Regions from separate parts of the Mus musculus genome. Here all the other regions are linked to region 1. Evidence: chromatin loops called from intact Hi-C (ENCODE). Cell type or tissue: heart. All regions are shown on one strand. Each heading gives the region's core, and the rest is flanking DNA. Links, peaks and the distances in the headings are about the cores only.

What was found. A loop is a pair of places that touch in the nucleus more often than their neighbours do. Peaks named below come from ENCODE experiments on the same cell type or tissue, not always from the same donor. Only the 100,000 strongest peaks of a DNase experiment are listed, where the experiment ranks them.
Region 2: it touches region 1 in a loop (1.9-fold over the local background); 6 of 42 quality-filtered maps call a loop at or near these places.
Region 3: a loop joins it to region 1, with 2.0 times the contacts of the local background. A loop is called at or near these places in 7 of 42 quality-filtered maps.

The regions. Positions count from the first base shown.
Region 1 is chr8:91,625,397-91,635,498 of GRCm38, forward strand. The region is part of intron 8 of Fto (fat mass and obesity associated); the gene reads left to right. Among named protein-coding and RNA genes, the nearest start is that of Gm36325, 84 kb to the right of the region's middle. In heart, for the core only: a CTCF peak has its summit at 4,436; a DNase peak (open chromatin) is centred at 4,385; H3K4me3 peaks cover 674 bases; H3K27me3 peaks cover 1,215 bases.
Region 2 is chr8:91,556,535-91,566,636 of GRCm38, forward strand. All of the region lies in intron 8 of Fto (fat mass and obesity associated), which reads left to right. Among named protein-coding and RNA genes, the nearest start is that of 4831440D22Rik, 94 kb to the left of the region's middle. In heart, for the core only: CTCF peaks have their summits at 4,332 (motif pointing right) and 6,706; a DNase peak (open chromatin) is centred at 2,037; H3K27ac peaks cover 749 bases.
Region 3 is chr8:91,545,897-91,555,998 of GRCm38, forward strand. All of the region lies in intron 8 of Fto (fat mass and obesity associated), which reads left to right. Among named protein-coding and RNA genes, the nearest start is that of 4831440D22Rik, 83 kb to the left of the region's middle. In heart, for the core only: no CTCF peak of the experiment used is centred there; DNase peaks (open chromatin) are centred at 5,557, 6,395 and 7,629; H3K27ac peaks cover 2,054 bases.

The DNA of each region.
Region 1 (10,102 bases), core at 1,413-9,412:
CAAATCATCTGGCAAAGCAAAGTGCTCTTGAACCTTATTTACTATTAGTTCCAGTTGGTATTCCTGTCCCCAGTAATGAGGACGCTAAACACCTCGGCTTGCCGCTGCTATTGGGATTTACAGGGTTAGCAGTTCCCAGGCCTCCATCTCTTCACTGTATAGCGCATGTTGGGGTGGGGGGAGGGGGGAAGACAGGAACATGAATAGGGGGATCTCCCTTTCACTGCACCAAGCATCCAAACATGTCAGGGACACACCCAAGAGAGAGTGACAAAAGCTTGGTCCTCACGGAGAGCCCACCCCCTCTCCCCTCTCAGCCACACCCATCAGTAGCCAGCTCTACCTTCAGGAGATGTGGGCCCGGGGAGAGCGGGAGAGGGATGAGTGAGGAGGTACTGTCGCTGTTCCGTCTGCTAGCAGCCATAAGGAGAGAGAATCATTTGTGGCACTCTGGGGACAGTTTTGTCACCCTGACAGTAATGCTGTTATGCGCTGGCTTGACACACAGGATGAATCCATAAAGACAGATAAGTAACTGTGAAAGTGGCTGGGGATCAGGCTGAGTGCCACCACTCACCTGCGGTGACAGATAGATAGTCATGAAGGATTGGAAATCCTGCCCAACACGGAGATCTGTCAGCGAGGAGATGGACTGCCACCCTGGTAACACCGCAGCTTGCTCCAGTGAAGTGGGCGTGCGCACTCATGTGCCTGCCCCTGGGGTGTCGGGAGAGGTTAACTCCAGAGCCCCGGGGGTGGCTTTCCTGAGCCTGTGTGTGTGTGTGTGTGTGTGTGTGTGTGTGTGTGTGTGTGTGTGTGTGTGATGTGGTAGAAGAGAAGAGCATTTGAAGGCTGTGTCTCTGTTTTCCACCGTGGAACCGTGGGTGCTGCTCTCTTCATTGGTACATTCAGGCACACTTGGCTAAGAAGTGCTGGCTGGTTTCCGTTCTTCCTGGGATTTTTCTCATACCAATAGGGGTCCCCATCTGCAAATCAAATGAGTTGGGTTGTGCAGACAGACAGAGTGTTACTGTGAAGCTGCTGACATTGGGGACAGCAGGCAAAGGACAGGCAGAAGCAGGGATCCTCGAGTTTATCTTCATGCCGGGACAGTTTGCCATGCTGACTGGAATATGCTTTGCTTCAGCAGGAGGAATTCATATGGGGGCAGTGCCAGACTTGCCATCTCCCATACAGGCTACAGAGATGAACCGCACACCGCAGTGTCAGAGTCCCTGGTATCAGGCAAAAGTACACCATCTTTGTTTTAGTTAATAGCGAGCCTCTGGTCGTGTTGATAGAGTCTTCCCGGAGAGCTGTGAACCAGGTGGAACCTGCTCTGTCCCCACGGGGATCTAGACAGGCCCGGCACTTGAACAGCCACTAGAGGTTTTGCTTCCCTCTCATTAGAAAGAGCACTCTGACCCCCGAGCAAGCATAATTGTGTCTGAATCCAAAAGCTTCAAGTGGGACGGTCCTGGATCTTGCCAGCGGGTGGGATGTGAGAGTGGCCACAAAGGATGAGGCTAGCATCCGCTCTATGGCAGCCGTAGGAAGATGGTGGGTGTACACGTGCTATGCCAAGCGCCTTGCCTGCCACTAAGGTACATTCCCAGCCCTCTATTCATTTCATTTTTGGACAGAGTCTCACTTGAGTTGGGCAGACTGGCCTTAAACCTGGGATCTTCCCGAGTAGCCAGGGTTACAGGTATATGCTACCAGGCCCTGCTAAGCTCATACCGGGGATGTGGGTATTATAGTAAGGAGCTGGGTTTTTTTTTTTTTTAAACCAGGCAAGTCCCCTCTCTTCTGTCTCTGCTCTCACTTCTGTCACCTGCCCTGATCGTGGAAATGCCCTTGCTTTGGCCCTATGTGCCTGGCTTTACTTGAAACTTTAACATAGGCCACTTGCCCTGGGGAGCTCTGTATCTTCCAGAAGGATGGTGTGAAGCTGGCCTGTTCCTGCTGTCCTGGGCCCCAGTGTTACTTCCTCCAGATGCTGAGCTGAGCCAGGTGTTGCTTCAGAAAATCCCAGCCTTCTCCTTTTTAGGGTTTTGTTTTGTTTTGGTTTTTTTTCTGAAAATGTGTTGAAGCGATTCAGTCACAGTGAAAGCATTATTTGTTTGACCCTGAGTTCTTGCTGTGACTTGTTTTGACCCTACCATTCTGTGATTTAAAGTCTGAATTTCAAGAAGCCTTATTAACGATGTCAATTTGTGCACCAGCCTGGGTAAATGTTCCCATGAACTTTGACTCCTGAAGGAAACTCTATTTTAAAAGAATAAAAGATTTTCCAGATAAATATGTTCCTCATTTTGGGCTAATACTTTTGGTGTGAGCATGGGACTGGAGAAGGGCTCCGCTATTGCCTGACCCCACTGGCTCCCATATATTGGGAACATTTCACCCTCCCCCGGCATTAGAGTCTAATTTTGCCAAGAACACTTTCATAATGGGTTATAAATCTCCCGGTGCACAGCTGATTAAATAAGCCTCAACATGAATTAAAAAGAGGGTCAGCCACTTGCCACCAGGGGTGACAGGTAAGACCGGCAGGTAACCGGCAGGTCGTGTTTTTATTAACTCAGGAGCTAAGGTCACATTGCTTCTTGGGGCCCCGTCCTCCGAAATGGGAGTAAGAAGGCGGCCTTGACCATGCATTTCCTCAGATTGGCAGACAGGGAGCTGTGTTCGCTCCCACCTGTTCTCGTTGGCCACTCTGGGTCACCAAGGCAAAGACACTGAGGACAGACAGAGCTGGCACGCTGTTGCCACCAACACCAAACACTAGACACCTGTCCCTCGGCTGCTGCTGTCTTGTGCACGCGTGCCTGTGGTAGTGAACACTGAGGACTGGTATTTATCAATAAAAAGTGTTAAATGTTGCCCATTTCTTCCATTTTAGCTCCAATCTCAACCTGTCAATGAGAATGCTTTGAGGGAGACGTTCCTTGTAGACAGGTACAAGGCTCTGGGGCCAGTTTGTTCTTCCTCACTGGGTGAGACTGCCAGTGGAGGAAACTGAGTTGCATTTAGTGCCTTTCAGAGAATAGGAAAGGTATTTCAGAGAAAGACGCAGCTGTTTAAAGTGACTCTTTTTGCCCTTTCCTAGGGACCACAGCATCACACCTGTTGTTATGTGAGCATGAAGCAGCCACACACACACACACACACACACACACACACACACACACTAAGTACTGATACTTAGTGTCTAGCCTGTGAAGCTATGCTTGGAAGGTTCTGGAAACTTTTATTAGGTGGGGTCTAGGCAGAGGACGTAGGTCACTGGGGACTGGCCTATGGAGGTTGTGCTTGATGCCAGGTACTTCCTCGTGCACTATGCTTTCCTGTCCCCCACGAGGAGGGCAGCCACCACCTCCACTCATCACACCCACAGGGATGTTATACACAAGCCTAGGGAGCCAAACCTTCCAGAACTCTGAGCCGGTGTGGACCCTCCCTCCGTGGTTCTCTTGGTTCTCTTGGATACAGCTACTCAAGGCAATTTTTATACTTCCCATGTATACTCGAGATTCTGTCTCTGCTCCAAGTCCTTGCCCCTCTGGTCTGAGTGACTCTGAGGACTTTTGGGAGCTGTCAGGGGGACAGATTGGAGGGTACACCCCTTGTGAGTTAGCTGGTTGCTTGTACACAGCGCTTCTCTCTGTCCTGTCAGCATAGTGAGTGGGCAAGGTAGCTCCACTTTCCCAGGGGGAGCTAGGGCCTGGGGCGTCACCTGCAGTGAGTGAGTAGGGTGGAACTTGCCATGGAATTTATACTCTCCCAGAAAGTAGCTGTCAGCATCGGTCCTCTGGATTTTTAACAATAGCCCCCAAAGAAGGTGCTCAGGTACTAATGTCCCCATTTGCACACAGGAACCCTGAAATGCAGGGAGGCTAACTGTCTCTTGGGGGACAGGATAGCTGTGAGTGACACAGCTCAGACTACATCCGATCTTCTGACTCTTTGACCAACACTCTTCCCATTACACCAGGATTAACTCCACAGTCATGAAAATCTCAAGAACAAAGCGAACCTTAAGTCTCTATATAGCTTCATTCTTAATATGACTCCAAATTCCCATGTCAATCACACTGCAGTTCCCTGGGGGAGATGCATGAGGGGTAAGCTTCCCTTTGCAGACTGCTCAAACCAGGCCAAGGAGTGCTTGCCCCGTACCTAATGCATACTTACCAGCTAGTTCAGGGTAGAATCCGGGCCTGGGTTCGGGCATTGGCTACCTTTTGCTGACTCATGCCCTGGGTGTCTGCAGAAAATGCCCACTGGCAGGAAGAGTCAGAGGCTGTGTGCAGGAAGAGCGTCAGGTGTAGCTAAGAGGCAGCACAGAGTATCCCCATCCATGGAACAGGGAGCAAGCGCGTGACCGTGCGTCCTGGCCAATCCTGAAGGCAGGAGACAGCACTGCACTTGTGGAAATGTCCGCTGTCTCCCTGCAGAGGAGCTCGGATCACAGGGGAAGTTGCCGCACAGCCCCGCACAGCCGAGTGTGCTGCACTCACAAAGGTCAGGCTTTAATTACATGCGCAGTTAAATGGAAATACTGTAGAGAGGTCACGCTCATATTTCTTTGGCCTTCATTAACGTTATTGCTCTGTCACGTTCCCTCTCCTTGGATTTTAAAATGAAAGCTCCTTTAGCACACTTTAAAGGATTATTTGTTTGTAATCGCTCTTACCTCTGGAAGGGGAGGTTAGATCTTTGGCGCTGAGGTTGTTTGTGAGGGGGAAGGAAGCTAGGAGATAAAAATAAACTTTGCCAGTGCAGCCCTTGCTAATTTTATTTCAAACCTTGGGCTTTTTATAGCCTCACCTACTAATGCTTTTGATTAAAACACAAGCAAAAAACCAGCCAACATGAACAAGTTGAATGCCACATCTGTGCAGAAGATAGCAGCTCACTTATTTATGGCTCAAAGAAATGGAGCCTAAATTAAGCGAGCTATTGCTGGAGAGTGGATAAGCGGCCATTATGAATTATCCTTAATTATAGCGATTTCCTAAACTAATAAACCTGCTAAATCTTTATTGCAAAGGTTAGTTTACGCAGTGCATATAAAACCCGCATGTGCTCCGCATCAGCCACCAGCTGTCTGACAGTGTGCTGCTATTTCAGTGAGTGTTCACATAAATTTTATGTTGGTTATATTAACAGTCAGTCCATATCACTACCCACAGATGCCAGTAGACATAAAAATTGCTCTCTAGTGAGCCTAAATATCCCTAGAAGCTAGTTGTGTCTAATGTTCCATGTAGTATTTGTACGTGAAAGCGCCAGATTGGAGGGTTATTTACAGATGAATATTTCAATCCAGTTAGTTCACAGCGCTTACTTAGTCTTCCTTGCTGGCTTATTTGTATGCTAAATAATTCACCAAAGGTTCCTGTTTACTCTCTGTAGTAGCTTCTATGAAATGTAAACACGGAGCCAACTCTGGGTGCTCGAAAGGCTAAGCAGCTGTGTGTTTAAATGCGGGTCAGAGCAGCACATGCCGCCTCGCCCACGGGCTGCCTGCTACTCACTCTTAGGCACTCTTTCCTTTCGTTTTGTTTTGTTTTGTTTCTTTTTCTTTTCTTTTCTTTTCTTTTCTTTCTTTCTTTCTTTCTTTCTTTCTTTCTTTCTTTCTTTCTTTCTTTCTTTTTTTTTAATTTCCCCTTCTTGTAGGCAGGGCTAGGGCATTTTTGACTGGGCAGTCTTTTTCTAAATGTTTGTTTCTCGGTACCTGTCTGCATATCACTTCCAGAATCAGGATTAGCCGCAGCAAGGAAGAACACAGCCTTGGCTTTGAGACTACCTCTCTACCAAGGAGGGCAGGTCAGTCCTCTGCTCTTGAAATGCCCTTGTTCTCCATCCCAGCACCATGATTTTTTTTTTTCTGATAAATTTCTAAATCTTGAGATTGGCGAGGACACCAAGCAGGTCCTTCCTTTGTTCCTCAAGAGGCTTGAATTAGTCCAACCTCTGCCACCCAGAAGGACAGAGAGGCAAAAGCCAGCTCAAAGCGATCGGCCCAGCTGTGGGACCAGGACTGGCAAGGATCACTGGTTCCTAGCAGTTCCTGCGGCTCAGTGTACAGGTGAAAAATTCCTGGGTGCGGATGCTCACCGTCCTCACCACTTACCAGCAAAGAGATTGGAAAAGGGCCTCCTTCGTTTGCAGCCAGGCTCTGCCAAGATCATGAGAGGGTTCAATAGCAGTGCTAACTTTTTATTTAATAATATTGATTTTATCATTTTTACTACTTACAATTGGGATTGGTCGGCTGATAGTTATTTGACCTCCCTTTGTGCATGGCTGTGGAGTGCTTCGTTAAAGCTATTGACATATCTCTCTTACCCACTCTCCTCCCAGAAGCCCATCTCCGCAAATAATATTGAGATGCAGTAACTGTTCCCTGATATTGATTTCAGATCGTGTTCATCACACCCTTCCCGGGGCCAGGCAGAGAGCAGCAGCCCTCGTCTTGTAAACCTTTGACTGCTGCAGGCTTAAGCATCTTTCTATCTTTCAAGCAATAACAGCAACCATATGCATGCACTCCCCGAAAAATTACCCAGGAAATGAAAGCATTTTTTTAACCATGGCTATTTTTATGCATACATTAATTAAACTTATCTCTCTCTTTTTTTTAAAGGAATGTTAGATCTGTGTGTCCCTGAGGTATGAGGAAGAACTCTGATTACATTTTAATCTTCTAGGATTCGGGGGTTTGGCATAGTCAGCCAGACCCAGGGCCTCTGTGACCTTCAGTTCTCAACCAGATGAGACCTTTCTCACCACCTGGGCCTAAGAACGTTCCATGTTTTGCTTCTGCAGTGTCAGATGAGATCAGTAGGTGTTTCAAAAGAGCCAGGTGTTTACCACTTAGAGAGAGGCCTTGGTAGTTCTGTGATGATATCTGGATGTGTAGTCCTGGGAAGGAAGGGTGTGGCATAACGTTGGGGTAAGCTTGCTGTGGAGACCACTATCAAACATAAAGCAAACAGTGCTGGAAATTGGAATTTTCCCAAGAGCAGCCAGCATGCAGCCTGTACTGCCTGTGTAAGTGACCAACCAGATTGTCTCTCTTCCCTGGGCCTCCTCTTTTGCTAGTAGAAAACAAATCCCCGCTGCTCACCGGCAGTATTTTTGGAAGTAGGAAGATTAGTAAGGCTGGGCCGGCAGAAGATCCCTGTCCACCGGAATGAATGCATTAGCCAGGGTGGAAACTAACTAACTCGGTGGCCATGCTAATCTCCACCCCAAGGGACACAGAGCGGACATGACTCTATCAGAGTGCACCTGCCAGTTTTCATTTTGGGACTGTGGTGGGGATTGCACCAGCCTTTGCCGCCAACCGCAGAGTATGGTGTGCTTAGGACAAGGACTTCAGAGTTAGGCTTGGTTTTGGCTTTTTCTATTGCCATCCAGGTTTTTCTCTGGGCCTCAGAATCCTCATCTGGAATACGGGTTTTGTAGAGGGTTAAATGAGATGGCGTGTGTACATGTTTTAACCCAGTGCCTGGTACCTAGAAGGATGCAGTCAGTAAATGAGAGCTGCCTTCCTGGCACTTGCAGAGCCATCTCCGTATGGAACCAGAGCATAGTGGGGATTATGACAACATAAACATGGTCCACAGAACGGGCAGGCTTGGGGTTCTGGGTCACTTTGTTTTATTTTTCTGTTTGATCCTCCAGAAACCCAAACAAGGCTCCATTGAGTGTTCTGCTGTTTCACACACACCGCACTTCCCTGGGCAACCTCATTTTATATAGCATTCTTTAATGCAATCTAAAATTTGATTTAACAAATGGAAACAGATTTTTTTTTGTCAAGGCTTTTAAAGTAAGAACTGTTTTGTTTGTTTGCTTGCTTGTTTACTTCAATAAACACCTTGGAACTCTTTATTGGGTTCTGTAAATATGATCACTCCATTCATTCGGAGTCCTCTGGCATGGAATGTGCCTGTCCACACTTGAACCTCCTAGCTAAAGCGTCCTCCTGAGAAAGCCCTGGAGACCTGAGAGAAATCCTCAGCACACCTCATGTTTGTCATGGTGTCGAGTCTGACGTTCTCAAGCAATATTTTATCTGTAGGGTGGGATGGCCTTTCTAACATGGAGCCTGGCATGGAGGCTCCCCACAGGCCGCCATCTTCAGGGCTGAATACAGTGGGAAAAGCAGCAAAATTAGAGACTTCAAACAGTTGCCAGAACCTGCGTAATGAGAGACAGCGAACATTTCTCAGGCTACTGAGCCTCTGAAACACGACGATGCGAGCAAATGAAATCATGGTACCTTTCATTGTAGCTTAATTGGACTCAAAGTCAGTGAGGAAGGCTGCTGAAAGCCGCACTGAGGGAGACAGACAGGAGTCAGAGGCACATTCAGTCCGCATCTTACCGCCCAGGCTCCTCACTCGCTCTCAAGGCTGACTCCTGCTCAAGAGAGAGAGAAGAGCAGCAAACAAAAGCAGAGCGTGGGTGCGAAAGGCAGGCCTAACACTGGCCTTGTGACTGGCATGCTGTCACCCGACTTATGCATTTGAAGTAGCTCAACCTCGTGGCAGCCAGTTCAAGCCAATTTATTTGAAAGAAGCAAAAAGAAGTGAAACAAACTTGGGCCCTCTCTTCTGCCTGTTAGGGTGTCAAGCTATCCACGTCAAGGAGTGCTGTTAGCAGAAGGCTGGCCATGGGCTGTGCATACACACTAACAAGGAAGGGTAAGCTGAGCATGGCCTCCTGTTGAGTGGAGCTAAATGGCAGCCCCAGTCGAGGAGCCCAAAAGAAGCAGAAAATCACCAAAGCTGTCAGGAGCAAGGCAGGGAATTGATGGGAGCATCAAGGAAGAGGCGGGTTTGGAGGGCACGATCCGGAGAAGCGGCTCATCCCGGGGCGCGCTCGGCTGAAGTCGGATCCCTTCCTTGGGAGGAGAAGAGCGCCATGGCTTTCCTGTTTGACGCCCATGTCTTGGATTTCTCCAGGTTGAAGCTACCCCCTTCCTCTCAGTCTCATCCCATCTAGCCATTCTGCCTGGCCGCTTGACACACTTTTGCTGTCATTATGGCTGTAGGTTTAGCCACGTACAGCTAGGAGAATGGACAAATCGGGGGGATTGCATGTAACAGAGCATCACAGACATTGATTTTTGAAGGTTCATTAGATAAATGCTGACATCACAGATTGATGTCTCTTTAAACCAGTACCTTGTGCAGGCCCATCGGGGGAATCAGAAATATTGATGTAACATGTTTGAGCAGAAGGCCCACTGGAGAATTCCCAGCCTAAGTGGGATCCATCAATTTAGGCTTTCTTTAATTATTCTAATTCTGTGCATCTCATTGGAAGGAGGCTTGGCATGCAGAAGTGCAGAAGCAATTTGTATAGGGGACGCTGCCCCAGCTTTAGGAGCAAAGGAAAGCCAAGTAGGGTAGCCATGCCTATTTTTCATTGTTTGGAGCTGCTGTTTAGTAATTAAAATTTTGATCATAGACTAATTGTCCCATACAGTGTGGCTATTGCAATTGACAAGGGACTGATTAATGGGCCAACCCTGGGGCCAGGAGGCTGCTGGGTTGCTCTCTTGTGGAAGGCATGCCGGCAAAATAAAGTTGATGGTTTGTTTGTGTTTAACCCTTCACCTTGGCACTATCAATAGATTGAAGACATCATTTGTATCTGCAAGTGTTTCTTTAATTAAGACCTTCTAAAAATCTTTCCTATTGATTCATTCCATTATCCTATTGATTAGCTGCAGTGGATCATGTACTTGGTCTTCAGTGGAAGGCAACACACTCTGCTGGCCGCTATGACTGCCGATGCAAAGGGCAGGCTTCCTAGGCAGATTCCCAAGGCTAGCGGAGGTGGCTCTCATTCCGTGGTGGCTCAGCAAGCTCCACCAAGAAAGCCCGTTGGCGAGGCGACCGTGCTGAAACCTCCTTTCACTCAGGTGGCTGCTGGGACCAACAGCAGCCTTTAGTGTGAGGGAAGAGGAAGATATCGGCTCTGCGCTGCAACTTGAAACTCTTGAACTCTGAAATAAAAGCACACTCAGAAACCTGCTACGAGACATGGGCTACACTGGCTGCTGAGTGCGCTTTGT
Region 2 (10,102 bases), core at 443-8,442, 70 kb before region 1:
TTGGGTCTTTGCTTGTGGCATGTTTTTGTTTGTTTGTTTGTTTGTTTTGTTTTGTTTTGTTAGTTTGGATTCATTCCTTGGAACTGAAGGGGAGAATGGCCTAAGTGGAAAGGCATGAGTGTCTTTACCACTGTCTACCTGTATCATCGGGTTGTTTCCAAAAGTGCCGCACCAGTTTACACTGCATTCAGCCAAGTGTGAGTGCAGAGCTTTTAAGGCAACCTTGCTACCATTTCTGTTTTACAGATCTCTCCATTAGTGGGCAGAAGTTGGATATCACTCATGTTCTAGAGACCATTTTCATAGATCTCTTGATTAGTGGTATTTGTTCTTAAAACATCTGTATGTCCTATGGTGGAATTTTTGTTGAAGTTTTCTGGTATGTGTATGTATGTACATGTGTGTCTGTGTGTCTGTTTGTCTCTGTGTGTGTGTGTGCATGTATGTTTTCTCTAAGTGATTTGGGAAGTCCTCCTGACATAGCCTCTTCCAGAGTCCACACTCTTGGGGCTGCTGCAGCTGCTAGTTTTAACTATAGTCATTTGGGATTGGGCCAGACACCAAGCAGGACCCCTTCCTGAAGGGGGGCTCTTGCAAGTCTGCTAAGCCACAGCCCAGGGCTGAATCTAACAGTCTGTTTTGGGGGGAGCCAGCTGATGCAGTCACAGGCCGTCTGCTGTTGTGTGAGTATTACAGATTTGGACAAAGGCTCCTGGTGCTTTGTCCATGGGGAGCAGCGACTGCCCATGTCCTAGTTTCTGTGTGTCGCCTCTTCCTTCCCTCTGTCACTTCTCCATGTGGCCCAATGTTGTAACTACAGATGATATATAATTGGAGTTCCCTGTAGCGTGGCCTGATGAAAGGGGCATTGAGCCAGCGGTGTGGCAGCAAGGAGTTCCATCATTGGCTTTGCCCTTTGTTTAATAGCATCATAGCAAATGCCTAGTCAGTGCTGAAATGCATTCTTCATATTATCTCACTTTTGCTTGTTCTTTGAAAGACAGGGGTTCACTGTGTAGCATGGGTGGCCTTGAACTCAGCATACTCTTGCTGGCCATGAACCCACAATCCTGTTGCTTCAGCTTCTTGGGTGATAGGAATAGAGGTGCTTACTACCAAACCTGCTTTCCTCCTGGAATCTTGAATCGTTGTGATCGTCTAGAATAAACAAATGCTGCTTCATATTTAGAAGAAGAAACTAAAGCCAAGAAAGATGGAGTGCTTGTTTAACCAGTCTCCCTCCATCTCTCTGAACTGGAGTGGGTTCTCATCTCTGCAACTCTCAGTCTTCCTGTCTGCCAAATAGAATTGTTTCTGTTTCTCTTTACCATCCTGTGGTTACACAGAACTCAAATTTTTCGATCGGGTTGGATTGATAGGACATAAGATAAATGGTACTTCTCAGCTAGCTCACTCCTCTAGCCTTCAGCTTCTCCGTTCCTGAGTCACACTCATTCACTGGTCCCTTGCAGCATAACTTGTCCTCGTTGGCTACAAACTCTTACCTTGATGAGAAGCCTCCCGGAGTTCCCCAAGGCTGCCCATACTACACATGTAGTCAGCCCGGTGTTTGGTCCAGCTGTCATCCTTAGCCAGCTCTCTGGGGAAGCTTGAGGAAAGAGGAAGTTTCCTCACAAGTGTGCAAAGGAGCAGAAGGGACCCTCTGTCCCCACTGAGTAGAGACTTTAAAGTTAGGTAGAGCTGCTCCTTCGACTCTGGTTGTATCATGGTCTGGTAACATTCAGACAGGGGCGTGCGTGGACTTTGATTCTGTCTGTCCTCATACCCTGGCTCAGGTGGGGACTTAATTGAGGAAGGTGATTTATGGAAGCATTGAGTTAGTGCCACCACAAATCTGCACAACTCTGAGCATCATCAACCCAAGCTCGAGCTCACACAGATCAGTTTTAGAAAACTAATCTTCACCTTACACACGGCACCGAGCCTGCTAAGCAGGGATCATCAGCGGCATGGACAAAAACCAGGTGGCCTGGCTCAGGGAACGGAGGTTGGTTTTTGCTGCTGGGCTCTTGCCATTTCAGAGTTCAGCAGTGGCAAGACTGCTCAGCAGGAGGCTGACCCCAGATGCTCTCCTCTCAGTGCCAGTAGAGTGTTGACACCTCAGCTGCTGGGAATGAACGTGATCAAATCTAGGCCATACTTATACTCCCAGACATGGCTACATAGGCATACTCCCACTTAAGAGCTAATTGCTACTTCCAGATTCATTTGGAGTGAAGTAACAGTCTTAATTGGTCACCACCCTAAATACCTTTTTAAAGCCTCCAGCAGTGACATCTTGGAATCTTCGTTGGCAGCAGGTGCATATGCATATGCATCCTTCTTTGGTTAAATAATATCTTCGTTTTGAGCATCCCCAGAAGAAAGCCTGGTAGGTAAATAGTGGGAATGTGGTTGCTGCTTTTAACTCCATCTCCCCTAAGGGTCAGTTTTACTGTTTATGGTAAATGCTGATGGCAAGTAGAGAAAAAGAAGGAGAAGAAGCAGATCAGAAGAAGGATAATGCCTGGAAAGAGCCTGGAGTTCAGAGTGAATGAGATACATCTCCTGGTTAGGTGACATTTCACATGAACGTTTTAAATGTAGGTAATTTACCTTACCTAAAGTAAACACAAAGCAACTAAAATGGGCTAGGCATTAAGTTGCGAAGCATTATGAATTTACATGAGGGGTGAGGATGAATTCTTGGCACTGGCTCTCTTTAGAATAACTCTCTTTAGAGTGTTTCTCCATCGTCAAGAACTGCCAGAAATATAAGTATGTCTATAATTTGCATACATGATATACATATAGGATGTGTAGGTGTATGGGTGTTATTTGGTGAAATAGAGACCTGGTTTGTCAACTCTGAAGCAGGGCTTTCTCCATCTGACGCTGAGGATTGCTTCAGTACCAACGCTCTGACAGTTTAACCAACACTCACCTTCCTACACCTCAGCCATTGTCACCTGTAGGATGCTGAAGAAGCAGGACTAACCCTACATGGGTGTGCTAAGGACAAGGTGAGGTAACTTGTAGAAAACCACTCTGACATGAGTAATGCCATCAATGCGGGTCACTATTGACACCTCAACATGAAAGGGGTTTTTTGAATTGCTAACTTGGTATTCTACAAAATCAAGGCTCTCTACTCTTTAAAGATGGCTAAGAAAGCCATCAAGAATTCTCCGTGATGAGGCGAGCAAGATGGCTCATGAATAAAGACATTTCTGCCAAGTCCAACAACCTGGGGTCAATTTCCAGGACTCACATGGAGGGAATCGACTCCTGTAAGTTGTCCTCTGGACTACACGCTCACTGTGATGAACACATCACAGTGACAGATATGCACACATACATCTATACACACACACACAATTGGGGGGAGAGAGTGTGTGTAAATATTTTTTTTTTTTAAGAATTCACATGGATAAACTTCTGCCCTGCACAGCGTACGCGGTCTTCTTGTGATCTTTTGAGAATGGATTTGTTGTGTGAGGAATGAGAAGCATTTGATCTGTATGGCTGCCCATGTAAATCACAGCTCCAGCTGCTGGAGTCCAGGAAGGCACCAGATTATAAGGAAATGAAGCTGGCGCTCTATTAAAACTCTCTTGTCATTTGGACTCACTGCCTAGCAGTTGGAATGCCCCAGCCTTGTCACTGACATTCTGTGAACAAGCAGGCTGTATTGGGTGGTGGTAAATGGATTATCTTAAATGTCACTGTGCAATGTTTGAGAGTTGCAAGGAGAGTTTTGATATTGAGTTGTTGGTTAGGAGATTCCACCCCAATCCTTCATGATGAAATAATCTCCTCAAGTTACACCAAGAAATGTCAAAGTTGCTTATTTCTTCAGTCAGCCATTGCAGCGTTTCCATGACGAGTATGCAGAGAAGATTGGGTAGTAATGTCAGACTATTTATAGAAGCGCCTCCCAGGAATCCACTCTCCTTGAGTTGTTTGTGTATTTAATGCAGAGATTTGTTTTTCTGTGTGTTTCTCTGTTTCTAAATTGACTTCAGCTGAACATGTTGCGCTTGCATTTCTATACGGAACACATTTAACAACGGATAAAACCTGCATTCAAAAGCAAAAGAAGGCCAGTATAACCAATTTAAAAGATAACAATTGTCCCTCCCCCTTTTTTCCTCCATTCTTTTTGAGACAGAGTCTTACTAGGTAGCCCTCGTCACCCTGGAACCCATGACCTCCTGACAGTGCCTCACAAATGCTGTGTCTATAAGCATGCGCCTTGCAAGGTTTGCTTGACTTAACTTTTTGTTTTAAGATTTATTTATTTTATGTATATGAGGACACTGTTGCAGTCTTCAGACACACCAGAAGAGGGCATCAGATCCCATTACAGATGGTTGTGAGCCACCGTGTGGTTGCTGGGAATTGAACTCAGGACCTCTAGAAGAGCAGTCAGTGCTCTTAACCTCTGAGCCATCCCTCCAGCCCTTGGCTTAACTTCTGATATTATGTCTGAAACATCATAAGACTTGCAAGTTACTGAAAACAATGTACAAAGCTTTGCCAAGTGAAGTTCTATTTGTTTTATGCTAATTTATGTATTATTTCATCTTTCCTACTTATAAAATATGAAAATTTAAATTTAATGAATGTATTGCTGTCACACATGTGTTAATCAGGGTTCTCTAGAGGAACAAAACTTAGACAATAAATATATGTATATGGGATTTATTGGAATGGCTTTCAGGCTGTGGTCCAGTTAGTCCTAATTATTATCAAGTGTTCCCCCTAGAAACTGGGGTGACTTCATACTAGGTCTGGAGAAGAGAGTGTTGTTTCCTTTCATACAGGCTCAGCAGTAGCCCGTCCCAGCCAGCAGTGATCTCAGGACAGGTAGTGCAGCACATGCCACAGCGACCAACCCTTGGGCGGTGCTTGCAATTATTTGGAGCCTCTTGCATCAGAGGAATGGCAGAGATCAAAAACCATGAGTCCAGGGCTCTTGTGACTAACTTGTAGATGGGCTATTTGAAAGGTAATTGCTAGTTTCCACAATTGTGTGTGTGTGTGTGTGTGTGTGTGTGTGTGTGTGTACAGCTCGGCAGCAAGTACCTTTACCCAAACTCAGTTATAGCTTTTGAGCTTTTTTGACTCTGCTCTTCAGCCATTCATTTTTCAGTGCTCAGCACTTTCTTTTGTTTCTAAAGTTAAAAATACTCATTATAGAAAATTAAAACTTACAGAAAAGCACACAAAAAAAGGGTGCTCATAATCCCATCACCCAGACCGTCAGCGTTAGCACATGATGAGAAATAGTTCTATGTTTTAGGTTTTTACATGACTTTTCACAGAACATTATTCCCATTTATTTATATTCTTCACAGATTATTTCCCCTAAAGTGTACACAGAAGCCTCTCTACTTCCTAAGAGCCTAATTTCAGTGCTGATCCTGGGCCTCATGCAAGGGCCTCAGGATTGGACTCAGCCTCACCCGAGGAGGAAGGTTGCGAATCACACCTGTGTGTTGGGAACTATCCTCTTCTAAAGGGCTCCGTGTATCTCCCTTGGGTCTCTTCTGTTTGCTGAAACCTGCAGTCAGGGTGGAAGGCGTGGGCAAAACCGGGTCTGCTGTGTAGCTCAAGACAACTCTGTGTCCTAGAGAACTTGTGAAGTGGATGTGGTGGTATATATGGAATTTAGATTTCTCCTTCTTCCGATGTAAATCCCATATTATTTTTCCATCTTTGAGATGCAGTGAGCATAGGGGTGAGTGCCACTTTGATGGGTCCTCTCAGCTGTGTCCCAAGCAGGCTCAGAGACTGTCCCCCCTCACACCATGCCTAGGAGAGCTATCAGAAAACCTCCCTGCCAGGACTTGTTCACCCACACTGAAGCAAATTCATTTCTTCAAGTGACAGGAAGCTTAGAAATACTGATCTCTCTGGAAGCTAAGCCCAAGAAACTTAAGTTTCCTAACTGGGCTGTGTGTTGTTGAAACTTCTTCACCTTTCACCTGAATCTCTGCTGTGTTTTGCAAATGAGGAGCTGCCGAGAAAACGCAGGCAGCTGGAACCCGGCAAAGCTTTAAGTGGGTAAAGCTTGCAGTGTTAAGATCATAGCCCCAAATTACTGAAGGGCCTCAGCTGACATGGAGATAACTCTTTTCTGCGGAGAGATTGGATATTCAGATAGATTTTTTTATGAAGGAAATAAATATTTCAGCATGCAAACACTACCCAAGCGGGTAGTGTTGCTTCAAAACAGGGTCAGAGGTCAGGGTTTTCTTCCTGTTTGGTTTCTGAGATGGCTCTAAGTTGAAAGGCATCGCACATTACTACCTGCCCTGGGCCTCACGTGGCAAAGTAATTACTGCAGCCAGTGCGAAATATGCACATTCATTTTGATTTCCAAAGATGCGGAGATTTCCTTCTGCATTTATTGTGGTCCTCATTATAAAAATGTACAACATGAAGAATGACGGTTTGCCTTCACCCTAAGTGAGGAAGAGCCACGCTCCTGTCTGACAGCTCAAGTTCCTGTATTTTAGCAAACTTAATTTTGGAATAATAAAAAGAATAAGACTAGGGTCTGGTTTGGTTTTTGTTGTTGTGTTTGTTTTCTTCTTTCTTCCTTTTGAGACTAGAACAGTTCGCCATCATAGTTTGCCTTTAAAGCTGCAACGGATCTCCAAGAGACTGATGACCACAGAGGAAATGATGCCCTGGTGGCCAGTTAGTGATTGCAGAGTGCACCAGGGCCCAGGCATCTCCAGGAAGGAAGGAGCCGGCCTGCAGTATTAGAATTCCTGCAATGGCAATGTTTTCTCTCTACCTTCAAGTAGGGAAAGTAATTAATTAGTAAACACACACACACACACACACACAACTCCTACCCGGAACCAGCAGGTACTGGCAGTGGCTACAGCAGGCCAGGTGGCAGGGAGACAAGGATTAGAACTGCCATTCGCACCCCAGTCTAAGAAGTGGGACTCTGCCCCTGCCAGCTGTCAGCAGGATCGACTGGGCCCACCAGTGCAAACTGTTCCCATCCTTTTTACATGAGAAGCCAGGCAGGAATCCAAAATGTATATATGAAGTATACTTATATAAATATTCTGGCAACTAACATATAACACTGTCTGATGGCTGGCTTTGGCTGACATGCCAGAAGTTAGACTTCCTCTCTGAAAAGCTGCCACAATCCTTACCCTCCCAATCTTCTGAGGAATGATCTGCGGTGGGGGAAAAAACTATAAAGAACGCCTTTAATCCCAGCACTCAGGAGGCAGAGGCAGGCGGATTTCTGAGTTCGAGGCCAGCCTGGCATAGAGTGAGTTCCAGGACAGCCAGGGCTACACGGAGAAACCCTGTCTCAGAAAACAAAACAAAACAAAACAAAAAAAGAGCACAGAGAACACAGTTCTAGCTGGCTGCTGGGCCCATTACTCCCCAGCCTTCTAAGCTTTAGCCGAAGAGAGTGAATGTTTGTTCTGTGGCCCAACAGAAATCTTGGCTTTAATGTGTACTTCTGAGTCATGGCTGCTATTCTAAGGACCAGGTTGGCCAGAAAAGGATTGACCCACCTCAGCCGCACTGTGGTGTGAGTGCTCTACTGGTCCCACACTGTGGTGTGAGTGCTCTACTGGTCCTTACACTGTGGTGTGAGTGCTCACTGGTCCTTACACTGTGGTGTGAGTGCTCTACTGGTCCCACACTGTGGTGTGAGTGCTCTACTGGTCCTTACACTGTGTTGTGAGTGCTCACTGGTCCTTACACTGTGGTGTGAGTGCTCTACTGGTCCCACACTGTGGTGTGAGTGCTCTACTGGTCCTTACACTGTGTTGTGAGTGCTCACTGGTCCTTACACTGTGGTGTGAGTGCTCTACTGGTCCCACACTGTGGTGTGAGTGCTCTACTGGTCCCACACTGTGGTGTGGGTGCTCTGCTAGTCCCGCACTGTGGTGTGAGTGCTCTGCTGGTCCCGCACTGTGGTGTGAGTGCTCTGCTGGTCCCACACTGTGGTGTGAGTGCTCTGCTGGTCCCACACTGTGGTGTGAGTGCTCTGCTGGTCCTGCACTGTGGTGTGGGTGCTCTGCTGGTCCCACACTGTGGTGTGAGTGCTCTGCTGGTCCCACACTGTGGTGTGAGTGCTCTGCTGGTCCTGCACTGTGGTGTGGGTGCTCTGCTGGTCCCGCACTGTGGTGTGAGTGCTCTGCTGGTCCCACACTGTGGTGTGGGTGCTCTGCTGGTCCTTACCTCTCTCGGCTTCCTTTGGCTCCCTTGTTGCTTTCCCACCTGACCTCTGAGTGTCTTGGGCAGAGAGTAAAGATGGAGGAGCAGTGCTAAGTAGAGAAGTCAGTCTGTCTCTGGCCTCCATTGAGATCCTTCCAAATGAGTAAAGTTTTTTTAAAACCTGCCATTAACTGCTGGCCCTTGGTAAGAAGGGCGGCAGGTTGCCTGTTTGTCGCAGTGTATATGGAAGGATGAGAGGGACGAGAGAGAAGGGTGGCAATTAGTGAATGACATTTATGATCCATTTATAAAATACAAATGAAATAATTGGTTACAAAATCACAGCGGCAAGACTCCGCTTGTCCCTCACAACCATGTTCTCAGTCGTTGTGAAACTTTATGGACATTCTTTACACAGAGTGAACAGCAGAGGACAAGAGACCAAGCCAAAACCCTGGATGAAAGACTCGGCTAGACAACGGAAGGTTCTTGAATTGTGTTTCCTGTCCTCTTCACAGATACAGCTCATTTCTCTTGTGGATCCAGAGTTGGGAACTGGTAGTGTGTTTCACCACAGGGGTAGGATGACCAAATGTGAAGAAGAAAACTAAGTAAATCCCACCCTAACCTTTGAGTGCACGGGGCCCACTTGGGTCTAAAGTACCACATTCACCAAAGAAAGGTGATGGGTGGCCACGTGCCCGTCTTTGCAGCCCTACTATCCACCATTAAGTTAAGATACTGTCTGAGATGCACAAGCCAGCCACGCAAGGTTGACACTTCCTTTTCCAGCTCCCAACCTCATGACTGTCAGACTTGTCATCTTTTCCCTCCTAGAGAAAGGGCATCTGATGGATAAAATGAGGCTACCTATATATTTTTTATCTTATTTTTATTTTGTTTTTGCTGTGCGTGTGATAGAGCTTGGGGCCTCACACATGCAGGCAAGCTCTCTGCCTCTGAGCTCCGTCCACAGTCTGTGTTTATAGTTGGGAAGGGGTGTGTGTGTGTGTGTGTGTGTGTGTAAGACCTTAAATAGGATGCTAAATTTAGAATCTGTCCATGTAGGAAACTTCTTGGTTCAGGTTCAGCAGGGATGGTCCCTTTAGTTTTGAAAAGTCTTAAACATTTCAGACCCACAAAACAGGCAAACAAACAAAGCCAGATTTAGAGCCTTTATTTTGTTTTATTTTACTTTATTTTATGTTTGCAGTCCTGACTAAACTTGAGTAAAACTGGCCCGTCTGGTTTAGAAGAGAAAGCTGAGTGGGAGCGTCTGCAGCTTGCACTCCTGTTCCAAGTCCTGTGCGTTGGCTGACAGACAGTTCTGATCCCGAGATAAGCTCACGGGGCGCTGATACTCCAGCACTCTTAGTCCACTTAAAACAAAACCACTGTCACCAAATACCGGAAATTCGCTTTAGTTAAAAATGTGGTTGAAATAGAAAAGGCAAGGCTCGGGCCAGGCATCCATCCTCTACCACCCCCACCCCCCAGCAGGGTCAGGTTGAAGAGTTGTCTAGAGCTCACTGTTGAGCTCATATCACTGTTGGTGATATGTTGTCCCCTGCTCCTTTGTGAGAGCTAACCTTGCGCTCAGTGGGCACCAGGGCTGAGGATCATCCCAAATGCCCTGGATATCTGAGGAGCCTTTGTGTGGCGCAGGAAGGGCCCTGTCATGAATATGCAATCAGCAACACTGTGTTGTGTCCTAGAAATACAAAAAGGAGACTCTGATCTCGAAGTTGGGAGCTGCTTTCTGATCCCAGCCTCACAGGATCTGCTTAGAACTCTAATCAGGCTGATTGTATTGCCTTGGAATTCTAATTTCCAATTTAGGGTTTGCTATGTAATCTCTGGTAGAGTGTGTCTAATCGTCCTGAACCACACAGCC
Region 3 (10,102 bases), core at 1,843-9,842, 79 kb before region 1:
GCACTCAGCAGTGCCTGCTGTGGCACCAGGGCTCTGGTATGGCTGGAGCTACCAACCTGTTTTATTTCCAAGGTTGCCTGGCAGCCCCCGAAGGAGGAAAGTATGAATTTTTATCTCCCATTTACCAGACTTTCATTATAGTGTGCTAACAGACAGAGTGTCAGCACATAAAATGTTAAACGTCGCTGGTCTGAAAGAGGCTCCCGTTGTCTTGCCTCTGGTGCTGGGGGAGTCTTGCTACCTTTGCTGTAGTGGTTCTGTCAATGGAATATGACATGAAGCATTTCTCCGTAATGACAGACATTGAATGTGAGTGACAAGAACTCTGACCGCAAGGAATGGGTTCAATTACCAGAGATGGGAGGTTACCTGCGATAAAACCAAAGGGCCCAATTGTGCTTGGTTTTGACCTCTTGACTCCTCGATCTCAAGCAGCAAAGACAAATGAAGAACCATCCCTAACCTCCTTCCTCAGTGAGAAACTTGTTCCGAGTCCCTGTCTGTAAAAACAAAGCAAAACAAAAAGCAAACAACAACAACAAGAGCACATCTAGGGATGGCGTCTTTTTTATGATCGTACCGGAGTGGCCTGCTTCTTGGTCATTTTTGTCTCTTGTGCCAGCAAAAGACAGAGAACTGTCACTCTATCTTGGAAAGAATCTCAGACAGTGTCCAGAAATCAATACAAGATAAATGATTGCTCTCTTAACCCTGCCTTTCTTCTGCCGCGGGTACCTTGCTCCAGTTCACCTGTAGCCAGCCTGACGCCAGCGAGAGTAAGAGATCCTGCGGGCAGAAGCCCTCCCTCTCTGCCTCCCCTCCTGCAGGGTGTTCTGCTCAGCACCCAGGGCAGCTTTGTGTTTGTTTATAGTCCACTGCCCGTAGCCCCCAGATACAGCTATAGCAAGCAGCCCAATTAAACTGTCGCAGGCTGCCCTCACTTGACTAGCTCTGCAGAGCCATTTAGCCAACAGACATTCCTGACTGTTAAAGCTAGTAACAGCATGTCTCCAGCACTGGAGATAAAATGAATGAAATTTGTTATTCCGGCCTGACACTTGATCCCAGCTGTTGAACTAATGCTATTGCACCTGAAGTTTTTCTTTATGGTAATTGCTGCCTGTTATTATTTCATATACTAAATTGGAGAAAATTGCAACAGGTATTAAATTCTTTGAGCTAATTCACGGGAGTTCTATTGAGCATTCTTCCAAGGTAGATTCCAGCTCCTGTGTGAGGCTGGGAAGATGGGCTTTCCTAGCCAGACGCACCAGCTTGGGTTTCATTATTATCAGAGACGTTCCAATTTTAGGTCTGGCTGGGCATTTATCAGCTTCACCTGGAATCTTTCCTAACGTCCACTTTGCCACTAATTCTCTCAGCATCTGCTGGGGCCTGCCCTAGGAAATTCAGTTCTCATAACCAATGTTGGTAGTGTTTAGCAAGCCTGGTTGATGGGTTCCACATCCTTGGTGCTATTGGTAAGGCTCTTGCCCTGTGTGCTTAAGGGAATGGGAAGTATGGAGCAAGACATCCTGTAAGGAGTCCTCAGCTGTGACGGGGAGGCTGGAGACAAAGGCAGTAGTAGCATTCAGTAGGAACTCATCACAAGTTATGTGGAAGGTGTGAGGCCTTCTCCCCTCTCAAAGTCCCTGAGTCACTGCCCATATGTGTGCTGTCCTCTGATCTTCATGGAGTCATCTTTGTAAAGGCCGAGGAGGTCATTTTCGGCTTCCCATGGTGGTGGATAGGCCATATTAAGAGTTTAGTAGGGCCTCCGTTCTTATAGTAAGTAGCCTGAGAGATCCTGTTCTTCACAGTATTTCTGCATTTGCCTTGTAGTCAGAGCTAATAAAGAAGGACCCAGAATGGGGATTCAGGTCTGGCTAATGATTGTCTTCAAGACAGTGCTTTTGGATAGATGGTGAGCACTCCCCCCCATAATGATTTAATTTCCTTCTGAGGACCGGATGTGGCAGGGTGCTGTCAATTGCAGGGACCTACTCATTCTCGAACCCCAAGGCTGTCCCTGTCTCCACTAGAAAGTGCTAGGCAGACTATAGCCCATCCAGTCTGATTTAGAGTCAAATGTGAGAAGATTGAACCCGTGAGTGATGGAAGGTAGATACAGGAACTTTGGAGATGTAGTTCTTCCTGGATGCACCCTCATCTCAAAGCAAGGGCCAGTCTGTAGCTAGAAAGCTCCTAAGATGCCACACAAAGTGTCTGGTGCTTCCCCTCCTGGGATAGGCATTGCTACTTAGGAATACTCATGGCTGGGGTCTGACCTTCTATGGTAGAGGACTTACATTGTACCTTAGAGTCCATGTAGTTTGTAGGGTCTCAAAGACACTGAATATATAGAGGCGCACACTGTTCCTGATAGGTATACATTTGCTTTAAATAGGCTACTTGGGAAACTCAAATCTGCTGTAACTGAATTGCTGTAATTTACAAGGAATGGGAAAAGCATGAGAAATGTATATTTTCCTTCCCCACAGAGAAAATGAAAGAAGCATTAGTCTTTCATTTATATATGAGATGTGTAGAGTATCAAATATTGAATATGTTTTGAAATCCTAGTAGACTTATTTTCTCACCTTCAAATCCAATAAGAGGAACTGGCTTTCCCATTAAAAGTGAGACTAATCTTTGCTGTATTTCTCTGAAATTACTGAAGGTTACAAACAGTTTGAGGTGCTTTGAAACCTGTTCCTAGGCATTGTCTTGCTCCCAGAGGTGCTGTGTGAGGATCCTAATACATCATAATAACACAAGGGGAAGTTGGCAGTTAACATGGGTGTGCATGCTCTACAAACACAGAGCTAGGTTTCCCTATTTCTGTCTGTCTGTCTGTCTATCTCAGGGCTGGGTGCTCTGTTCCTCCTCAAGTCCTGCATAGACCTAGTGGTCAGTATATTTTGAGTTGTTCTTGGGACCTGGATTGTCTGACTTGTCCTGTGTTTATTGCATGAAGAACATAGTAGAGCCCTCGCCATATAACCCCATATGAGAACTTGTCTGGAAGCTGGTTGTCTGGAAGCTGGTTGTCTTAGCAGTGTTCTAGGCATGGTGGCCACACCCTTTATCCCAGCACTCTAGAGTCTGGGTGAGTTAGAGGCCGACCTGTTATACCCAGCTAGGGCTATATAGTAAGCCCCTGTCTGTAAACAAACAAACAAACAATCAGAACTCAGAGGGTTGCTAAGATGGGGGCAACAGAAAGCATTGACTATTAAGCTCCCAATAAGCAAAGTTAGAGATAACAAACCTTCTCCTTGGTCCTGGGAATTCAGATAACTTCATTATGGTCATGGTAAAAAGATTCTGAAGATGGCAAATAATAGTATGAAGTATGGAGTGCATGAAGGGGAAGACTCTGAAAAATTTGCCCTGTAAAATCGAAGTAGCTCTTGTTTCTCCTCTCTCCTGTTTACCCAGGGGCCACTGGCCTGGTCAGGTGCCCTGTGGTCTTTCTGACAGTTTACCTCATTCATTCATTCATTATGATGGAGAAACTGGACCTCAGAAAGCCAAAGGATAATTCTCATTAACCATTGTTTTGAAAACTCTGGGTGGTTGGACTTGAACCTGAGCATAGCTTTTACATCGCTGGTTGTGGGCAGTTAGAACTTGGTTGTTCTTCTTACCTTGGGAAGTATAGGGTTCCAAGAAGGAGTTAGAGCACTAAAATTCCCAGGTGATGACCTTGGCTCACCCCATTTCTGGGCATTTGGTTTCTATTGGGAATGTAAAACCTGCTAGGATATAAAGCAACTTATATTTCTGCACACTTGAATTTTAAACCAGTTTTCCAAATGGTAGATTATTCAAAGTTAGTTGAGCAGACTTCCCTCTTGCCATGTGGATCATAGTAGGTCTCTGGACCTGCAAACTTGTTCAAAGGCCAGAAAGGAAATCTTCTAGGCCTCTTGGGGCTCTCCAGCCTGTAACTAGTATTCTGGGGGTTTGGGGGTGGGTGTTATTTACAAAACAAGTGTCAAGCCCTCACCCTTGGGAAGCAATACTCCCAGCCCCACCCAGGCCAAGGCAATAAGGAATGTGATGCAGATAGAGCCAGACCTCAACAAAGCTTGTCCACTTTCCGAGAGGGCGGGGTGGGGGTGGGGGGGTGGTAGAGATGTTACCTCTCAGCGCAGCATAAAACCTGTTCTCTGCCTTGGTGGCGTTTAGAGGTTTGGGTTTTTGTTTGTTTGTTTGGGTTTTGGTTTTTTCTCTCTTTTTATTTCTTTTTTCTTTTTTTTTTCTCTCTCTCTCTCTTTTTTTAAATAACCTCTTACTTAAGCACATGTTAACTGGATAGCCAGGTTCTTTCTTTTGCATATCTTGGTTGCCTTCCCAGGCTTCAAATTGCAGTGAATTCATCCCCAGAGGATGATTTGTACCAATTCCCAAGATGCAGTTTGAATGTGTTCTTCCTCTGTCATGGAAACAGGATTCCAAATCTTTATTATTTAAGTTCCATAGAAATGAGTGCCTCAGGGCTGGAGGGATGGCTCATCGGTTAAGGGCAGTGACTGCTCTTCCAGAGGTCCTGAGTTCAATTCCCAGCAACCACATGGTGGCTCACAACCATCTGTAATGGGATCTGATGCCCTCTTCTGGTGTGTCTGAAGACAGCTACAGTGTACTCGTTTACATAAAATAAATAATTTTTAAAAAAGAAAGAAAAGGAAAGAAATGAGTGCCTCAGTGGGTTGGCCCTTACTCAGCACTGCTACGGTCCATGAACCTTTCGTTCTCTGTCCTCCCGGCTTTCCTAGCATCTCAGAGGATAAGATAGAATGGAGTTTTCATTTAGAACTACAGATAAGGCATCAGACTTGATTTTCCAGATAAGCGCAGATAAATTCCAGGTATATCATAATGAGCCCGCCCCTGCACTCCCACTAATTATTTTCTAACAGAGAGCTACAAACAACCCCCAAAATGAAGTTTTGTGTGCTGGAGTAACTTTCCTGACACTTGTATAGAATGGTTTCCTTGTTGCTCCATTGTTGCAGTTCTCTTTTATAGATCACCAGGTGCCTGAGCTCAGAGGCATGGGCAGAGGGATCACTAAAGGGCCTGGTGGCAACGGAGGTGGTGTTGAACTGGGTAGCAGGTTTAGTGCTCAGCTACTCTATCTAACATGTAGTCATGTCATCGTTGGAATCCTCACTGTCCCCACTCTGAAGGAAAAGGGATGTGAGCAGAAACCACAGCTTCCTTGTTGCCTCCCCATGCCTGTGGATTCCCCTGTTGATGTAGCTGGACCAGGGCCTGTGAAGGACTTAGTCACCTTCAGTCTGTCTCCTCTTTTTTCAGCAACAACATAGGACCACGATGAAGGTATGAATTTTGCAATTCAAAACAGAAAGATGCTAACCACCTTCACACTGTACAGTGCCTTGGAAGCTCAGTGAGGTTGTGGACTTAGGAAGGTGGCCAGCTGAGTCACTGTAGAGTTCTGGCTTTCTGGCTCTGCCTTGGTCAGGACCTTCCGCTACTGTTAGGAAAATGTAAAACCGCCCATGTGCAGAGCGGGTTGCTAGGAACAGGCTGCCAGGGCCTTGTTCCCATTGTATAGATTAAGCAGCACCCCAGAAACACCATCTCAGATGCTGAAGTCAGTAGAGGACGTTCTAAGCAGCTACACTGTGACTTCTGGTCCGGAGCTCAGGTTTGGGCCTGCTCCAACAGGCCACGGCATGTTAGTGCCAGCCCAGGGCAGAGCTTTCTTCCTTGGGCTCTCTCCGGTGCTCCTGTTGGCCTTGCTCTCAGTTGCTCTGGAAACAACTGCCTTCCAGAGCTCCCAAAAGTAAAGTTCGCATTTATCACTTGTCTGTCTGTAGAGTTGGACCAAGCCAGAGATAGCTGCTGAATCTGGTGACCCGTCTTTGTTGTCTTTTCTGTGTGACACCATCACAAAGGAGAAGAAAATCTTATGTAGATGCTATGAGATCTGAGTTAAGGCTCTAGCGCTCTCTGCCATGTCAAATGAGCCTGAAGCTTTCCCCAAAAGCCAGCCAGGAAAACATATGATACCATTTGCACTGGCAGAAAGTTTCACACTGTCCTTCTGTAATTACAATGGCCCGATCCTTGTGGGTGGTTATGTCTTAGTTAGCAGTCATTAAGGCCGGTCTTGAGCAGCAGTGTTTGGCTAGATGAGGAGGGCAGTTTGCTAAACTTGTGCTGCCTGTGCCTGAGGTTCTGGGAGGAGATTTCGTCCCTTTTCTGCACCATGGGCAGGACTTGCTGCTCCCTTTCACCCCTCCCCCCAGGTCACTGTTTGTGCTCTCCCTTGATCTCCTGCTTGTCTCTTGATTTCCCCACATTGTTCAAGTATCTTTCTGTGTGACCAGGAATCTGTTTAGCAGACCATATTGTGAGTGAAGGGCCAGCGTTTGTTGCCTGGTTTTGGCAACGCTGGGCAGTCAGCTGGGATGTAATTAAGACTCTGAGAACAGGCTGTCTTCTCCACGGGAAGGGCGTGTTAGATGGTGCTGGGATTTGGGGCTGTCAGTTTGGCCAAGACTAGAGACAGAAAGCTAGGGACAGAGATGCTTCCCTTCATTTATAATCCCTTTATGTACAGTGTGTGCACTTGGCGAAGTTTACATATCACCTAGTAGCTGGAGTTTACAAGCCAGCGCAGTGGAATTAGCATATGTTACATGTATATTTTAGCAATATTTTAAAGCAAGTGCATATTTCCAGCGTGAATTATGCATGGATGACCGCAGTAGGGTTGTGTTGTACTGGGTGTCAAATCCCACAACTTTTTGTCGAGACTGTGCATTTTACACTAAAAAGGCAGAGAGACTAAACGAAGTAAAACAGTTTTAATTTTTAACAGTTTGATTTGGCCCAAGGAGCCAGATCGTGGCAGCTATAACTGACATTTGAATAATTGGATTAATTTCGAGAGGGGCAAAGCCAGCTTGGACTGTGGTGCCTGCGCGCCTGCTTTCTCTCCTTTTCCTTTTTAATCTGCAGAAGTGGAGTTGTGCGGGTTAAATATGCACTTTGTATGACGCCAAGCTGAGCTTGAGGAACTGCTGCAAACTTTATGAAACTACAGCTGCATTAATTTGGTTTACTGCATACGTATGTGTGCATTCACGTAGCATTCTGCATTCATCGGATGTCTCAAAAGAAAGTCACTGTGCCCGCTCTGTTCAGTGCAACCCGTAACATACGTGCGTGCATACTGCATACTTAAGGATGTTGCATGTGCACTCAGGAACTTACGGAATCCAGTTTGAGAACGACACACACCCCTTAGGCCTTGTGAAGGAAGATGCAGATAATGCATCTCGCCGTGACATTGGTGAGCCTACGCCTTCCCTCGTTGGTGTGTTGCAGAAAAGCATCACAACACTGCACGAGAAAAACCTAATTTGTTATCTGGGGTATCGGCAGCCAGATTCCGTGCAGTCAGTCCTCCAGTCTAAATCCCTTCAGGGTTATAGACTTTTTAACTCCTCGTATGAGAACAGTCACAACAACCTAAAACCAAGTACAACACCATAATAATCCCCACCCTACAGATTCTGCTAATGAGATCTGCCATCTAAAAGCAGCAGACCCACTCATGGTGGCAGCCAGTCCCAACTCGTGGCTTCAGGCCTGCTCTCAGAGCCTTCCCCAGCAGGATATAAATAGACATTAACACTAGGGCAAGAAGTGTTGATGTATGGCTTATAATGTTAGCACCCAGTTAGGTGGGCATAACACACACGCTGGGAATCTTGTACCAACAAGATGCATGTGTTGAGTCAGACTAATGAGAACCCTAGAAAAGGCATTCCCCGTGAGCTAGGGACCACATCCTGCCCTCTCACCAAGCAAACCAAGTACTCAGACCGTGGCATTGTCCCAGCTGGCGGTTTTCAGTATTAGCATGAAGAGTGCAGCTATGTGAGTTTTCGTCCACTATATTGTTCTGGATCATAGAGCCCAAAGTGTTAGCTTTTCCCACTAAAACTCCCTGCCCTCTGGTATCACTTGGGCTGGGCAGAGAGAAAGCTTGCCCTGTCTGTAGTTCCATGCTGTGAGGTACAAAGTGTGACCCTCCTCGCAAGAGTCCCCCGGCCTCTCTCCAGGTGTTTTCAGACGAGTTCCAAGATACTTTGAGGGTTAGTCTGGAAATGGGGCACCACAGCCTCAGTCCCCTGACTGCTTCTTCCAGAGCCTTTACAATGAGGAGTGTTTCTGGGGCAGCCTCAGATGTCCCAGGGGAAGTTGCCATCTGTCCTTTATATTAACAGAATCTTCTGTACAGTCTACCTGACATGCTTGTCCCAGAGATAGATGTTGTTAATTAAAGGACGGCATTTGTCCTTTATCTGAAATAAATCTCTCTTGCCGGAAGAACTATTCTCTGAATCTCAGGAAGCAGGTAGGAGCGTTCGCCCCATGTCCTAGCCTGACTAAAGTCCTAGGCCATGTCCCTGAGTGGTCACTACTTTTGACTTGTAGGTTAGAAGCATATTTTTTGTTGTTGTAGTTACTGCTTTTTTTCTTATTTCTCTATTAGCTTATTACTTAAAATTATTGCTTTTTATAGGAGCTTATGGAGATGAACATGACACATACCATTAACTAGTGAGTCTGTCTGTGTGTGTGTGTGTGTGTGTGTGTGTGTGTGTGTGTGTGTGTGTACACGCATCTGTGTTAGGTACGGGGATGGGGCGCTGTGTTTGGGTCTCAGACATTCTCCCCCACACTGGACCTGCACACAGTAGCTTTGACAGCACTTTTTGCAGCCTCTCTTCCTTGCAGGTGCACAGCCTCTGTTCGTAATATCCCTTCCACCCCTAAGGAAAGAACGATACAAATGTCTGTCCCCAGTAAAGAGCCAGGGCTCTCCCACACATGAGGTGGACTTCACAGAAAAGACAGCATCTTCCTTAACCTGCCTGATCTTTGTCTTCAGAAACAAAGAAAATGCAGCCAGGGAAACAGGACTGTGATTTGGCATCTAAAGTGTGTTGGCCTTTGTGGCTCTATTAATCCCAGAGACTGCCAGAGTCCAGCTTTGTAGAAATGAGAAGGCAGCATCTGCTAAGGAATGAGGGTGGCTGAGCTGTGCTAATGGTGACAGGAAGGACTTTAGAGTCACCTGTGTGGTGGAGGACAACAGTGGTCACTTTGCCCTTACTCCTTTGGTGGCTTGTGGTGGTTCCTTTGCATAGCTACGAGACAGTGGCTGACAAACAGGCTACAGAAGGAAGGCTTGCTTCCAGCTCGTGAGGGTTTGAGCTCTTCTTTTTTTTTCTTTTTTTTTTTTTTAGATTTATTTATTTATTATATGTAAGTACATAGTAGCTGTCTTCAGATACTTTTTCTTCTCATCCTGGCTCTGCTCGTCCACTGTAGCTGTCTTCAGACACCCCAGATCAGATCTCATTACAGATGGTTGTGAGCCATCATGTGGTTGCTGGGATTTGAACTCATGACCTTTGGAAGAGTAGTTGGTGCTCTTAACCACAGAGCCATCTCTCCAGCCCGGGTTTGAGTTCTTGCTAGGAAGGCAGGGCATAGAGTGCTGAGCTGGTGGCTTCTTCCTGTGCCTTGGTCCAGGGAACAGAAAGAGCAAACCGTGAACCACACCAGTGACCTACTTCTACAAGCAATGCCCACCTCCTGAGGCACCACAGCCTCCAGAGTTGCTCCTCACACTTAAGTCCTCAGAGCATGAGTCTGTGGAAGACATTCTAGACTGAAACTATGACACATTTAACCCTTAAACTGAAGCTCAAGTGTAATACACAGTGAGTCATGTTTAAAGGAATACTCAAAGCCTGTATTATTACTATTATCCATGATAAAGACTAAAAATTGAGCAAGGACATAGAAGAATGAGCAGGACAATGGGAACTGTGGCAGCCATGGCAAGTAGCTAAGCCCTTATCTTCCCAGGAGGCTGGCTGCTTAACTTCAGAGAGTTGCTGCTCCGTGGTGTGTGGGCCCAGGGCTGCAGGCCCTCATACTTCAGTAGATGCAGTGGATACGAATTGGCAGTGTTTGACAGGTGATCCCACATTTTAAAATGGTGCTGGTCAGGTGGAACTCATGTGATGTGGGATGTCCA